Regions from separate parts of the Mus musculus genome. Here region 2 is linked to region 1. Evidence: chromatin loops called from intact Hi-C (ENCODE). Cell type or tissue: heart. All regions are shown on one strand.

Evidence for each region. Peaks named below come from ENCODE experiments on the same cell type or tissue, not always from the same donor. Only the 100,000 strongest peaks of a DNase experiment are listed, where the experiment ranks them.
Region 2: it touches region 1 in a loop (3-fold over the local background); 2 of 42 quality-filtered maps call a loop at or near these places.

What each region holds. Positions count from the first base shown.
Region 1 is chr2:79,861,870-79,869,869 of GRCm38, reverse strand. Pde1a (phosphodiesterase 1A, calmodulin-dependent) reads left to right here. Exons shown (of 16, transcript NM_001159582.1): 12 at 1,559-1,640; 13 at 4,128-4,248; 14 at 4,645-4,832. Among named protein-coding and RNA genes, the nearest start is that of Ppp1r1c, 160 kb to the right of the region's middle. In heart, a CTCF peak has its summit at 4,373 (motif pointing left); no DNase peak of the experiment used is centred here; H3K27me3 peaks cover 1,401 bases.
Region 2 is chr2:80,035,660-80,043,659 of GRCm38, reverse strand. All of the region lies in intron 2 of Pde1a (phosphodiesterase 1A, calmodulin-dependent), which reads left to right. Among named protein-coding and RNA genes, the nearest start is that of Pde1a, 90 kb to the left of the region's middle. In heart, no CTCF peak of the experiment used is centred here; a DNase peak (open chromatin) is centred at 4,709; H3K4me3 peaks cover 398 bases.

The DNA of each region.
Region 1 (8,000 bases):
CACTGGACACCAGACCCTCCTGGGGATTGCGATGGGGCTGCTGCTGCTGCCTCAACACCTGTAGGCTCATTCCCAGAACAATAATGCCCAGACCTAGGACATTACAGAGAGCCACTGGGTAACTGAGTGTAGTATTCCACTTTCATCCGTCAATGAAATACGTTTATTAGGTTTAGTGAGTTGTTGACTCTAAAAACTATTTTTTGGTCTCTTAAATAGAGGACTTTCAACAGGATGCACAACTTTCAAGATAAATGTGAAGTAATTGTTATGTAGAATGCTCAGTTTTGACTATTGATTTCATTTTAAGAAAAAAAATCTGTGTCTCCTTCCTTGGGAGAATAAAGACCTTGTAAAGTTGGTCAAGCTTCCACCAAGGTAACACAGTTTCCCTTTCTACATCTCTCCCCTGTCCAAGGTGTTCTGTTTAGTTCTTTCATGGTCTGGCTCAGAGCCCCCCTGCTGCTGACCTGGTACCCATGGCCTTTATTCATTCCAAAAAATAAATAACACTTTGAAATATTTATAAGGAAATTGAATAATTAATGTATTTTTAGCATCCAGTGCTTTTAGCAATAGGAATTTTATATTCTAAATTAATTGAAAGGTACATGAAGCAGAAAAACAACATTAACCTCCCCAACTCCATCCACAGGAAGGCCAGATCTGCATGTCACTGTCAAGTGTTTACGTCTTAGATGAAAATGTGCTAACTGCAGTCTTTAAAATGGAGCTTACACAGAGCAGAACATCAACATGCCTTTTTCAACCCTAATTAATCCTTTTCAGTCTTCCAAAGAACCATATAATATAGAAATAGGCCTATTGAGTGGTATCCTGTTAGAGTGTTCTTAGGCTATACATAGCAGATATTTAACAATAACATCAGCCAAATGCAAATATTATAGTGTCAGTCAAGGACAATTGTATTGTAAATACCAAATAAATGTCTGTCTTTAATATTATTCTTCTGATATAGGCTATAGTCTGTCATTTCTATTTTAAACAATGATAGTGCCATTAGTATTTTAATGTAAACTCTTAAGGATATTGTTATTCAGTAATTAACCACTGATGATATTCTTGAACTGTATTCTAGACCTATGATAAAAACATTATTTGTAGTGGGATATTTAATAAATCTTAGTCGATGAGAAGAAAGAGATTTCAAAATACTCATGCATATTTCATTTGAAAGAGCAGTCCAACAAAAAAAATCTTGCTTTTTAAAGCTTTGTGAAGCAAAATCTAAAAAAATGAAGAAAAATCCATAAGCTTGGTGGTCAATTAATCTCCCAATAATGCATTGAAGTGACTATAGGGTCTTCAGAAAACTGAAATGTTTTTCACTTTAGAGTCAGTGGGTTGGGATACTACAAAGATATTTAGAGATGCACTAGCACTAGAAAATTCCTTAGGAGAAAATAGACTTTAATGAAATAACTGTGTAGGTATTACTGCTTTAAAGAAATGTGGTTGTTTTAAGTCACTATATCTAGACTACACATTTTCTTAAGTTCTCCAGCTTGATTCCAGTGATTCACCTTTCTTTCCCCAGGGAGACAAAGAAGCTGAATTAGGGCTTCCATTTTCTCCACTTTGTGATCGGAAGTCAACAATGGTTGCCCAGTCGCAAATAGGTAATTTTGAAGAATGGTGGCCCCGAAAAGTGGGTGGGACTTGTTGGTGTTCAAATGCAGGTACTATGTAGTTCAAAGTCTTCCAGACCAACCTCACTCTACACTCAGGATAAGCTTTGGCTTCAGGCTGATCTAGCTAATGCTGAAGGAAAAATCAATGAAGTATTTTTACAAAATGCATTCAATAAACCACTACTGCTGGCCAAGGTCAGGTGTTTCCAGGTTCTTGTCTTCTTAGCCAAGGAGTTAAATTAAAAGCCCATACAAAATTTTCAGGAATAGCAAGGGAATTAAATTTAAAGGAAAGCAATAGATCTCCCTGACCAGGGACCCATGTTACAGCCCAGAGTCTCTTGATGTCTTCTGAAGGAAGGGGAGGCCAGGTTCTAAGGGATATACTTACAGCAGCTCTATATTCTGATTGCTAGATTAGACCACATGGTCATTCTCCTACCACGTAGCCCACTTCCTAGAATGCTTCTGATGGAATAGAAACTATTCTAGCTTTGACTATTGTTAGGGAAGTGGAATCCTATCATTATCTTTAGAGGGCTATAGATGTAACAGGATGCAGGTGGCAGTCTATGGTTGTTAGATGAACTGTATAAAGAGGGATATGTGTATGCACGGAGCATACAAGGAGCTAGACTGCCAAGAGCAGTACTGACAAGAGGGATGTGTAACACAACCAGCTGAGTCCCAGGTTACTAAACTATTTCCTATGCTTGCCCATCTCTGATAATATTCCGACAGCCAGCCTCCCCCTTACGGAACCATGTGATGTATGAATCTGTATCCCTTCTCCAGACATGGGCTCTGGTGTAGCTATTACAGAGCTTCAGGACAGTAGGAAAGTGGCTGGCTATAACCCTTTCCCCTCCCAGACAACTTCCAAACACTGTTCAGCCAATAAAACAGCATCTGGTGTTTATCACCATTCAGAAAGTGTGGATGTTGTAAACTCAGAATCTCATCAAGCAAGCTGGGCTGATTCGGTGGCTAGTGGCTCTGATACACATTCCTCTTAGTGAAAGAGGTACGGACTCACTGGACAGTCTACCTGCTCTAGTGAGTTAAAAGTCTAGGGGAACAGTTAACTTCACTTTGAATTCAAGTATTAAGATACAAGATTATTGTAGGATTTTTTGTAAATTTTGAGATGTGTCCCAACATATACTTGAGAAGTGTCAAGCATATACGACTTTGGGCAAGCATTCAATGGATAATTTGCATGTATGTCACTTCCAGACCCTTCTTTTCTTGTATTTAGATGTTAGTATCTATTTCCAGTGGGTTCAAGGCAGAAGCTCCTAATAGCTCTTGGGGCCACAAGGTTTTGCAGTCCCAGAGCTTAAAATGGTTATTGTTTTTAATCCCCCTTTCCTCACTACTAAGAAGCAAACACATCCATGGTCAGGGCTCTGCTCTTTGCCTGTCACTCTCCATCTTGATGAGCACTTTAAATCTAAGTCAGCACTCAATGCTGACATCTCAAAGTGGTGGGATTAGTGCTGTCGCCTGGAGATTGTAGTGTCCTCTCTGCTGGCTCGGCAGCATATGCCCACACTTTGTGAACGAATGCTTTACATCCAGAGAATAATAAACAGCAATTTGAAATAAGGATGTGCTGATAAATCACTCTGATGCAGTCAGGAAAAAAAATAGGATAAAATAAAAGTGGCTGTCCTTCTGTGGCCTGAGGGTTGGGGACTTTTAATTATCTGGTCTTCTTAGAGTTTAGATAGAATTTATTTTTTTCTGGTGTGCATAACATTCAACAACCAAAAACCAAACGAAGACCATTCATAAGAGTAATGTCCTCTCACTGAGAAGAAAAGACATTCTTTTTTTTTCCTTTTTCCAATTTTTTATTAGGTATTTTCTTCATTTACATTTAAAATGCTATCCCGAAAGTTCCCTATACCCCCCCCCCCCACTCCCCTACTCACTCACTCCCACTTCTTGGCCCTTGCGTTCCCCTGTACTGGGGCATATAATGTTTGCAAGACCAAGGGGCCTCTCTTTCCAATGATGGCCAACTAGGCCATCTTCTGCTACATATGCAACTAGAGACACGAGCTCTGGGGGTACTGGTTAGTTCATATTGATGTTCCACCTATAGGGTTGCAGACCCCTTCAGCTCTTGGGTGCTTTCTCTAGCTCCTCCATTGGGGGCCCTAAGAAAAGACATTCTTGATCATTAGAACTGGCTCAAGAGCTAGGACAGCATAAGGCGTAAAATGTCAGATAGGAAAGATCACATCCTTGGGCTAAGGAAGTCTAGTTTATCAGCTCTCACTACTGAATGCATTATTACCCAAAGTAGCTGCCTCTGAAGGTTGTTACTGTCCACAGCTTAGCCAGTTCTCTAGTGAGCACTTGTTTTTCTGCATGTGTACCAGAAAGTCCTCACTGTGGCTTACCGTGTGGTTTAGGAAACTGTGATTCTTGATTGGATCTCCCATTCTGTGTGCTTTGCTTTTTTAGGTTTCATTGATTTCATAGTGGAGCCAACGTTTTCTCTCCTGACGGACTCAACAGAGAAAATTGTCATTCCTCTTATAGAGGAAGCTTCAAAGTCACAGTCTTCAAACTACGGGGCAAGCAGGTATAATAGGTCTTCGTTTGCATATATTAAAGGTTTTACCCAGTAATTATTCTTTTCCTCAAAGGTAGGCCTGCAGTTCTTGCAGTAATTATTAGGTAGTACTGCCATCTAGTGTCTATATACTGTAGTGCACTCCCTTTGCAACTGATCATGGTCCACAAATGGTGTATGGATGGGAGGGGAGGTGGGAGGAAGGAACTGGGAGGAGTGAGTAGAAGCCACATCATAGTCAGAATACACTCCATGTGGGAAAGAGGACGGGGGTTGTGTTAAGCACCTGCCACGTGTTACATCTGGGCCCATGTGACTGTTGTTTAATGGGTCTATAAACCTGTCTCGTATGGTCTCTTGACCTAGTTGTCTTTTTTTTTTTTTTTTTTTCGTTGTCAATGGTAGCTCGTCCACCATGATTGGGTTCCATGTTGCTGACTCTCTGAGGCGGTCAAATACAAAAGGCTCCGTGTGTGATGGGAGCTATGCCCCAGACTACTCGCTCTCAGCTGTGGATCTGAAGAGTTTCAAAAACAACCTGGTGGACATCATTCAGCAGAACAAAGAGAGGTGGAAAGAGTTGGCTGCCCAAGGTACAGTTGTTGATGATGCTACCATTAAGGAGTCGCTAATTCCTTAATAATTTGTGCTTTCTTCCACTTGATGTGCTTCTTTTATAAAACACACAAACTCTTGCTGGTTTCTGAAATTGATCATTCATGAGACAGTTGGTCCCATTGCTAGCTAAGAAAGGATACTCCTGCTTATGTCACTTGAGCTGCAGATGTGTGTGCTGATGGATGGTGGCCATGCAGATGTGAAATAAGGGATAGTAACATGATGACAAACTCTGTAAGAACCCCTGTGCTTTGTCACTGGTACTTGCAAGCCTGTGCCAGCACCAAGCAAAGCCACTAGCTCTTGCTGTATCTATCTGAGTGTCTAGCATTTTAGTCAAAAGTAAAAGTTTGGGGCTGGAAAGATGGCTTTGTAGTTAAGAGTACTTGCTGCTCTTGCTGAGGCCCCAGATTTTGTTCCAAGCACCCATGATAAGCACCAGCCCCAGGATCTCTCTTGGTCCCTGTAGACAACTGCAGATACATTTACACACACACACACACACACACACACACACACACACACACACGCGCGCGCGCGCGCGCGCGTAATTGCAGTGGATAATTTTAAATGAATAAAAGCATTATGAACTATTGGGTATCCAGAGTAGAAACCACTGTGTGCATTGGCTGTTAAAGGTACTGTGGTTTCATAATGAGAGGAAACTGAGTAGACCTGCTTCAGTCTTCAGGAAGGTCAGTGATGCTAAACATGAGCAGGAGTGTAGTTGAAATAGGGATGTGCAGAAAGCCTTCACAAAGAAAGTGATGGTGTAGATAAATAGAAGAGGATAGGGGAAAGAGGGCTAGGGAGCAGCCTGCCATGGAAGATCAGACCTTTTCCAACAGATGCATGGAATAGCCATGTACAAACTAGGAGTTTTAGCTTGCCTCCCACACAAGAAACAGGGAAGCCTGTGAAAAAGGGGAGAAAGGGGGCAGGTTGGAACTCTGCAGGCATAGTGTAGGGGAATGTAGTTCCAGATGTAGATGACCAGGCCATTTATTTGGTCCCCCAAAAGGAAAGCCAAATGTAGGGTTATCTCTCAGACGACATGTAAGTGATTTCAACTAACATCTAACAATGATTTCTCTGACTACATAGCAGAAAATGTTATTTCGTTTGGGTTGCAAAAATGTCACCCAGGTTCAGAAATGAGGCAGTTTTATGCCATCTAGGAGAAAGATGAAAGTGTAGACTAAACTCCAAACTGTGAAACAAAAGAGAGAGACCTGCACCAGTATGTGTGCAACAGCATGAGCAAGAAGTTAGACTTTAGATGTCTGAAAGGAGACTTTCTATGCATATGATGCTGGTTTCAATATGCTTAGTCTAGGGAGTGGCACTATTAGGAAGTATGGACTTGTTGGAGTGGGTGTGGTCTTGCTGGAGTAAGTGTGTCACTGTGGGAGTGGGTTTTGAAAGAGCTTCTTCCTAGCTGACTGTGGATGCCAGTCTCTCTCCTGGCTGCAGTCAGATCAAGATGTAGAACTCTCAGTTTCTCCTGCACCATATCTGCCTGGATTCTGGATACTCCCTGCCTTGATGATAATGGACTGATCCTCTGAACCTGCAAGCCAGCCCCAGTTAAATGTTGTCCTTTATACAAGTTGCCTTGGTCATGGTGTCTCATCACAGTAATGGAAACCCTAATTAAGACACATATTTATAAAATGCATAGGTGCTAAAGATGATCGTGATACGGAGTATACAATACATACATGTGTATGCATATGACTTTAAACATTGTAAACTCTACATCCCTCCTTGTATCAAATCCTGTCTGTTCTCCTTCCAACACATCCTAAATCTGACCTCTTCATGCTTATTCTCTTGTATGCATGGAATCTATATGTACGTATATAACATACACACATAATTGTATGTTGGGTTTTCTACTGCTATGATTAAACACTGTGATTGAGACAACTTATAAAAGAAGGCTTTGATTTGGTTTATAGTTTCAGAGGTTAGAGTTCACAAAGGAACAGTTGAAAGCTCACATCTTGATCTATAACCATAAACAGAGAGAGGGCAGTGGGAATTGTGTGGGCTTTTGAGACTTCAAATCTCACTCCAGGGAGACATCTCTTCTGACAAGCCTACACCTCCTAGTCCTTTCTAAACAGGTTCACCAACATGGGACCAAGAATATGAGATGTTCTCACTTATATGAATATGTCTCACAATAACAAATGAAAATAGGAAACATGAAAACAGAAAGATGTCTGCTCGATAGTCAGTAACTGTCAGTTTATATGGCCATGCTAATCTGCTATGGACTACCAAACAACCTTCAGTCCCTGAAGTGAGAGTGTGTTTCTTATCTGAGATGGGATGCAAACATGAAGGTGATACAGTGTCTACTGAAGCTATATGAGAATCCCAAGGTGTCACCACCATCTCAGCACTCCTCACACCCGAGCTCATCTTCAGATGTGCAGAGCATCGTGCTAATCATTGTCAGGGGAAAGGTGTAAATCCTTTGTCCCACTGTGTGAAGAAAGCTCACTGTAATAAAGTGAGTTTGTAGTTAAAATGCTCCCTAAAAGAGCACTTTCACTCAGGAGAGCCTTCTCCAAGGGAGCTGAATATAACTGTCTAGAATTGGTGTATGTAGATTTTGTTTGATACCAGGCTTTTAAAAATACAAATGCTTTCTAATATTCTAGAATGTCCAGTTTGGGTTAGATTTATTCATCTAGACTGAAGAATATGTCCTTACCATCAATCTGTTATTTCTTAGGCCTCTATCTTTTCTCCACTATTCAGTAGTTAACAGGTTTCAGGAAGATATGTTACAATTCTTGCAGTGAGGTGGGCATTTGAAAACAGCAAGAAGAGTATGTATGAATTTTGTATCCCACTACCTTGCTAGATATTTTGTCAGAGGTAGGAGAAGCGTTTATGACCCTTAATGGGTAAAAGTCCTATCGATTTCTTCCTGTCCTAATTGTATCGCCTTTATCTCCTTCTCATGTCTAATAGGTCTAGCTGAGATTGTATTTTATTTTTCAAGACAGGGTTTCTCTGTATAGCCCTGGCTGTCCTGGAACTCACTTTGTAGACCAGGCTGGCCTCGAACTCAGAAATCTGCCTGCTTCTGCCCCCTGAGTGCTGGGATTAAAGGTGTGCGCCACCAC
Region 2 (8,000 bases), 170 kb before region 1:
AAAGGATCTCAGAGGACAGGTAGCCCAACCCCTTTGTTGGGCTCAAGTTTCTCAAGAAGACACTAACAACACAGGATATTGCAAAGACAACTGCTGCTAGGACTAGGGTTTGAATACATGCTCCTTGACATAAGGGCAAAAATCTTTCTAAAAAAAATAGAGCTTCCACTCAGATCTCAGTAAAAAATATTTATTGGTCAGTACCAATGATTATCACAGGGATCCACAGGGTTTCCTGGGCTAGCTCTTAAAAAGTATTGGGGATGTGAGGGGCAGTGTGTTAATATTTAAGAAGAGTCAGGGGTTAGGAGAAGAAAGAGTGCACCCAGGGGAGATAAGGTGATTCTTCTCCTTTTCTAGAGTTCTCTAGAAAAGGTAGAATGTAGACTAGAAAGAACTCTGACAGGAGGCAGAGCACTTACTCACCACACAGGAGGAGGAAAAACTACTACAACAAAAATAAACATGTGTGGTTCAGGAAAGAAACACCAGGGCTCAAAGTCCATATTTTTAATCTGTTGTGAAATCTATAGCAAGAAATTCAGTTTCAAAAATGACTTACAACATGGAAGCTGTGAAAATCCATCCGTGGAGCATTGGTGAGATCTGTGTTTTTTGTCAGTGATTCCGCTCATTCCCTGAGGTGAGTTCTACTCAGTGGCAGAGGAGCAGAGACCAGGCTAGCGCATCAGGAAGAAGTGGCCCTCTGCCATTTCACTCAGGATGTAATTGACCATGGGATGGTCCCCATGACTGTTGCAAAGTCTGTAGATATGACAAGTAAAAGATATGCTAGTGCTAGCACGGCATCCCTATTTTCCTTTTCTGTTTTGGGGCTTCTGTTCCAGATCTAGGTGATTTTCCAGGAGAGTGCCACTGTGTATCTCACCTTTCATGTTCAATATATCAAGCAAAATGAAAGGTAGGAAATGACTTAACTGAAGCCCTCATACCTTTAGACTTGGTGGAAAGTGGGGCAGCAAAACTTAAAGGTGCAGAGTTCTTTAAGCCAACGTCTGAATACAGTAACACAAGCTAAAGTGCCCTTTGGTCCTTCTTTTCCATTTGTTCCTTCACACTTCCTGAAATATGTAACTTGTGATGTTATATTCCATTAAAATCTGTTTAATGAAATAACAGCACACACTTCTTCCCAGGCTTAATGCAGATAAAGTGACCATTTGCAGATAAATTAATTTTCCATTGTTTGGGTGGGTAGCTGAGTATCCAGTGGCCTTCTAACATTGCATGTCTGGGACTTCAGCATCACAGAGAGCAAACTGTTTACTTGGTTTCCATAGTGATTAAGAGAATACACCATGATGCTTTCAGGGTGCTTCTGGCTGGGACTATCACAAAGGTGGATCCATGTGTTTCAGTAAACACAATAATTAAGACAGATGTCCTCCCTTTTCACCGACTATGACGACCTCTAATCATGCTGCGTCAAGTTGGGTGCATGCATCAGTATGCATCTGTATGCACACATATATGAAAAAGTGTGAGTATATACATAAGCATATATAAGGATATGTGGTGTATATATATATATATATATATATATATATATATATATATATATGTCTATATACACGTATATGTGTGGATGTATAATTTAAAATGCTAAGCAAAGCAAGCTGCATTTAATTTACCACATTAGGAAAAACAAATACTATTTCTGACCTTGGCCCTATTTAAAATCTTAATAAATTGTATTCAGCCTATTTTATAAGAGATTTGGCCTGGTTATTTGTATCACAGCTTTTACTATTTTGTGTAGATGGTTGTGTTAATAAAAGTGATAGACTTTTGTAATTTACTTAACAATGAATGCTTTTCATCTTACTGGATGCTACATTAAACTTGATTGCTAGAAAAAGGCCACTTCTCTTCCCCAAATCAAATTTAAATATTCTCTGGAAAGAATAAATGAAATCATATGCTTTGGGACCCATTGAGATGATTCAGCTTGCGGAGGAGAAGCATGCTGCCTAGCTTAATGACCTGAGTTTAGTCTCCAGGACGTATATGGTAGGAGCAGAGAATCACTGCAATTTATTCTCTGACTTCCATACGTGTTCTTGGCCATGAATGTGTACAGGCATGTGAACATGCATGTACACACACACACACACAATGTATAAATAAAAAGTTGCATTTTTCTCTGTTTTAAGAGAATGTTTAGTTTACAGGCATATTCTCATTGCTTTTGTTGAGATGAATATTGGGCTCAAATGATGTGCTTAACATAAATGCAAGTCTATCCGGACTCCCTTAGTCATTTAAATTTTAAAAATGTAAATTGAATACAATTAAAGTTACATTGGCTTTTCTGTGATCTGTGTGAACAACCTTTAAGTTCTCCGGCTGATGACTGAGTCTTGAGTTTGAGGTAAATAATAATGTGGATTTAGAAGAAACTCAGCTTAATGTTAACTGCCACTATGTTGAGTTGTTTTCATTATGGTCATGAAAAAAAATCATCTCACATTATATTAAAAGGTTTATTTTCTTTCTTTCTTTTTTTTTTTTGTTTTTTTTTTGAGACAGGGTTTCTCTGTATAGTCTTGGCTGTCCTGGAACTCACGTTGTAGATCAGGCTGGCCTCGAACTCAGAAATCCGCCTGTCTCTGCCTCCCAAGTGCTGGGATTAAAGGCATGCGCCACCACCGCCCAGAAAGGTTTATTTTCTATTTGTATGTGTGTGGGTGTTATCCATGCATTCGTGGGTACATATATGTATGTGCCCAGAGTGTGAATGCCTGTAGAGGCCACACTAGAGCACTAGGTTCCCAGAACCTGGAGCTCGAAATGGCTGTGGGTACTGCTAAGAAACTCCCCTGGAAAGGCAGTACGTTCTCTTTACTGCTGAGCCACCACACACGACTCACTTCTATTGGAAAGGTAGATGGACTTAGGAGATATAATAGTATAAACCATTACTGTGGAGACAGAATGCCACTACAAATGCAAAAGTCCCTCCAGGGAAACGTCAAAAGTGTGTTATTGTTTATGTACTTTCGTATGTGACAAAGAAAACCAAGGCATATGGTTATAGTAGAGTGTGCATTGGAGAGGTTTGCCTGTGGGTTTGAGTTTGAATGGTCTCCATACTTAACTTATTGCCATGTAAGAAGTCATGTGAGTTCATGATTGTGTGCTTTTGATGAGGATGGACACACTGATTTTGATGCTTCTCTATCAGTATATGTGCATGAATATATTATGAATATATAATTATCTGGCACCAATGGGAGGGAAGGCCCTTGGTCCTGTGAAGGATCGATGCTCCAGCATAGGGAAGGGAGGTGGGAGAGGGTGGGTGGGTGGGTGGAGAACCATAATAGAGGCAGGGGTGGGGGATGGGATAGGGGGCTTGCAGAGGAGAACCAGAAAGGGGACAATGCAAACAAAATATCCATATATATATATATATATATATATATATATATATATATAATCTTTTCATGTGGAGTTGTATAGGCATCATAATTTCTATGACAGTTTGTTTACAGAAAGAAAATAAGAACAAAAATCTCAAAAGAAACTACAGAATTCGATTAACATTATAACTTCATTTTACAAGAAATGACACTGGAGTCCAGACTGGCAAGACATTTGCCCCAGAGTCACTACAAGACGGGTTGATCGCACACACTTATTTTATCTTTGGTCCATTGCTCTCTCAGCCTGATTTTTACTTCCTGGCATGGATTAGAACTTCTTGATGAAATCAGTAGTTCTTATAAGTCTCATCTCCCTTTGGTGACAGAAAGAAGAAGGTGGTCTTATTTCTCTGAAGTGTTTGCGCATGACTGCAAATAGCTCCCTACCTTTGAGACCTTAGATTCGGCTTTTGTATGGATCATTCAACCAAAACCATGGCTACTCTCTACCTTTCCCTTTATGGCATGCACTTTTAAAACATTATAATCATGCTCTTAGATGGCTCGTTTAATTACATACTAAACCTTGGTTCTGAAATTTAATGACCTCGTCCTGGGCCACCAGGAGCTTAAATAACAATTCAAGAAAGTTTTCAAAATAATTTACCTTGAAGAACTAGAATTTCTGCTCTCTGTAACTTGGGCTTCTGTTCACAGAGTTAACGCCTCAGGTTCTAATGAAATAATGCTCACAAATTGGTTCATGGTTTTCTTTTCCACTTGTTTGTTTTCTCTCTTGTTATAAAATTTAAAATCCCACATACTATAAAATATTATGCACCCGACTATTTGGGTTTATTTATTTACCTGTTTGTTTATTTGTATGTAGATGTGTTTGTGTCTTGTTCTCTCTTTGGTAGTGTTATTTTCATAGTTATAAAGCTGCATTTCAGGACAGCAGCGTCTGGGTACATTTTCACTAATACACTTGAGCAATGCTTGTTTTGCTAACTTCTGGGCTCTGGCCAACACACAGGGACTTCTATCAGTTGACATGGCATCTTCAACCTCTGCCTGAGTGTAGATTATTAGGTTGTGAGTGTCCAAAAAAAACGATGTCTTGTCCCCACACTTCATCCAGTGTGAAAGCAACATTGTAAAATAATTGTAATCTCTTGAAGCAAACCAGCTGTGTAACTTCAGCCCGTCATTCCTCAGTAATTCATACACAGTTCTTACTTTAACAGAACCGACTTGTAGAAGGCACTCACTTGGGACTGCTTAGCCAGCTGTACAACTTTTATTTTGAAGAAAAAAAAGTTGAGCCTCAGAACAGGCTGTTTTAAAGACAGGGAGGGACTTAGCCTTGCCGGCTTGTCCAGCACATGGAGGGAGAGCTCTCATGGCTGCAATAACTTAGTGGGAGCTCCTACCTGGGTGTCGATTGGGCTAGGAAGGTTTCTGTTTGTTTTCTTCTGCTTCTGAGGGTCCTGTGTGTTTCCCTTGTCTGTATCAACGTGACTCTTGGTGGGTTTTGCACACCCTACTCGGTGGGGGAGTGCCCCAACGTGCCTGTCTTATGTGGCCTCTATGGACACACTGCCCAGCTGGCAGAGAACAGGGAAGTTTTCTCCCAGCACCCAAAAAGAGAAAGAGGAAACTACTTTTTCCTTCTGGGATCCTTGCTGCACAATAACTTCCACATTCTCTCCCCCCGGATTTCTGGAGCGCTTTCCAGGAAGAAGTTAAATCTTCATCTTTAAATGGATGAGTATGTCACAATCAGGAAGAAACACCTCCAAAGACCCATCTTTCGGTAAGTCTTGTTGCATCCCAGGTGGCTCCGGGGCTGTCAGCCACAATGGTCTCTCTCCTTCATCTTCAACCCAGAGGAATGTGGCACTAAACAGCAGCAGAGCAGCAAAGGGTGCCTGGAGTTTAACTTCATGCACACTGAAGAAATCCTTTTATTTTCTGCTCCCTGAAGCTCGATACATAAACTCTTTATCAATTCTTCAAAATATGCTTTAAAAACATATTTAGCTGCTCAAGCACATGAGTAACATAGCACTGGAAAAACTTTTGAAACGTTGTGCAATCTCTCCCTGTTGCTCAGTGCCGCTGCACACTCTACTAATTGGCAAATACTGTGCTTGGTTCTTTGAACTGATTATACTCAAGGGCAGGGTTTCTGCGCTATAAACGCTATGTCTTTCTCAAATAATGTGCTCTGAGATAAATTTGAATTTGATAGCTACTGTGCTGGAGTGTATCTCTTCTAGATCCTTTGGGAATATTAGGCAAGCAGTTAGGCAGGAGTGGGTCAAAGAGGAGGACTGTGTAGCATATAGAATGTGTAACCAGGAAAATATGGGCATAGTGTAATAAGTTCGGCTAAAGTTTATTTGGTGTGTGTGTGTGTGTGTGTGTGTGTGTGTGTGTGTGTGTGTCTGTGTGTCTGTGTGTGTGCGTGTGCGCGCGTGTGCGTGTGAATGCTTATTCTCTGGGGCAGCACTGATTTCTAATTATTTTAGCTGGATTGTTTAGTTATCTGTTACATACTTTAGAATTCAACTTTGAGAATAAATGGTTTTTAAATAGGTGGAAAATGAACACATAATTTCTGCTTTTAAGACAAAGGACTTAACCATCAACTTCTTATTATCTTCTTTGAAAATATTGTAAGGATACAGAAAATAGTAAGTGTTAACAATAGCAGATGCTAACTTCAAGCTGTAGCCACTAGTTTTTGATCTAGGGTTAAATTCAGAATAATAGAAATCTATAGAACAGGCCTTATTATTATTTCATCCTGAATATGAGTGGATCTTAAAGAGTGAAATTACATAAAGTCTGTGCATTTTATGCACTAAGTAGATTTTTTTTTTACAGTCTCATTAAAAGAAATAGAATACCTTGGTAATGCATGACACAGTTACAATATAAATCTGTTTTAAAACATTTTGAAGGTAAATTACACTTAAATCCAATATGGACTTAGGTATAATTTATATCTACTTAAATGTGTAGCTGTAAATACTGCAAAGCAACTGCTATAATTGCAACTGTTCATAAATCCAAAATTATCCTCAAAATGCATATTCACCTCAGTGGTCTTCCAACCCTATATAATTAAATAATTTATACAATAATATATTAATATATTATTTTCTACTTTCTCTCAAGTTCATAGTAGTTACAGGAGCTGTACAAACTGGAATCTACTTTTTGTTCAGAAGGCAAGGTGTGTTGGACAGAGGCAGAGCCACCTGGCCATCTTTTCTGTGTATTAATCCCATGTGGGAGTTTGGGGGATGGAGGCAGATGCCCTGGGGCCAAAGCCTCCTTGTATGTTATGTGGTCAGGCTCAGTTATGTGCTCCTTGCTGGTGGGCTTCACCCTATCTATAGCTACAATGTTTAAATACAGAGCACTGGCTCTTTGTTAAAAGTAAGATTTTTCTTTTGTGCCATAATAATTAGAATAAAACATGGTGAATTTAGATATTTTCTTCGTGTTCCTGGTGATCTGGGTGAAGCCTCCTGATTAGTACCAAGAGGTTGTACTTTCGCTTAGGCAGTTGTTTCCAGAAAGTGAAGGAAAGGGATCAAGGTTAGATGTAGCATGAGATCAACAGGCCCGTGGGCACTGCCATTACTGTTACTATGCATGGTGAAGAGCTGAGAGAGGAACATGACAGTTTAGTGTAGTTAGCCATACTTCCTTAGAGCACTTGGGTACCGGCTTCCTCAAAGCTATTTGTAGTTTTAGGCAAGCTGGCAATTGAGGCAAACTCCAGTCTTCAGTAATTTGCCCTATCTTACGGTTCTTCTCTGGGTACCTTGTCCCTTAGACATCGTGTATATTCTGAGTCTCACATTGGAACATTTTTTTTCCAGGCCTAGCTTTTCTTCTTAGAGAACTGTTGCAGATGTTTCTACCTCGGTGTATTTCTGCCTGTTTCTGCACTCCTCAAGGGCTTTGCCTCTGGTGATTAGTCCACTTGGTAAGGGGATCTGTTTCATATGTGCCATTAGGACCACATAAATTTAAAAGAACTTCCATGAATGTGATATCCTAGCTGCTTATAAATAATTCATTAAAAGTTTAGCAAGATAGGTAAGGTATGGAACTTTCATTCTAAAATTCCAAATTTCTTTATGTAGGATGGCTTCTCCTGAATAACTTGTGGTTCCAATCCAGCTGACCTGTACTTCTCTGGCAGACTTTGAGTTCGTTAGAGATATTATCATGTATATGTGAGCATAACACTCAAATGGGAGAACACAACAGGGGGGAATAGTACCCTGGGGAGACATATTGGGGATAAATTATATGATCTTAGAGAAAAGATGCAAAATTAGTTTAAAATTCTTTTTCTTGAGACAGTTAAAGTCAATTTTTAACATCAGCATAATTATTATAGATTTAAGAAAGTAAAAACTGTTCATTAAATAGGAAAAAAAGGTTCTGGAATAATGCACAGTATACTCTGACATCCCATGGCTGGATTAAGAAGAGTCTGACATAACTTAAATCCTGTTTCTAAGAATGTACAGATATTATACAATGAGAATTCTCGAAGTATTTCTCATAGTAAGTCTATCAAATCAT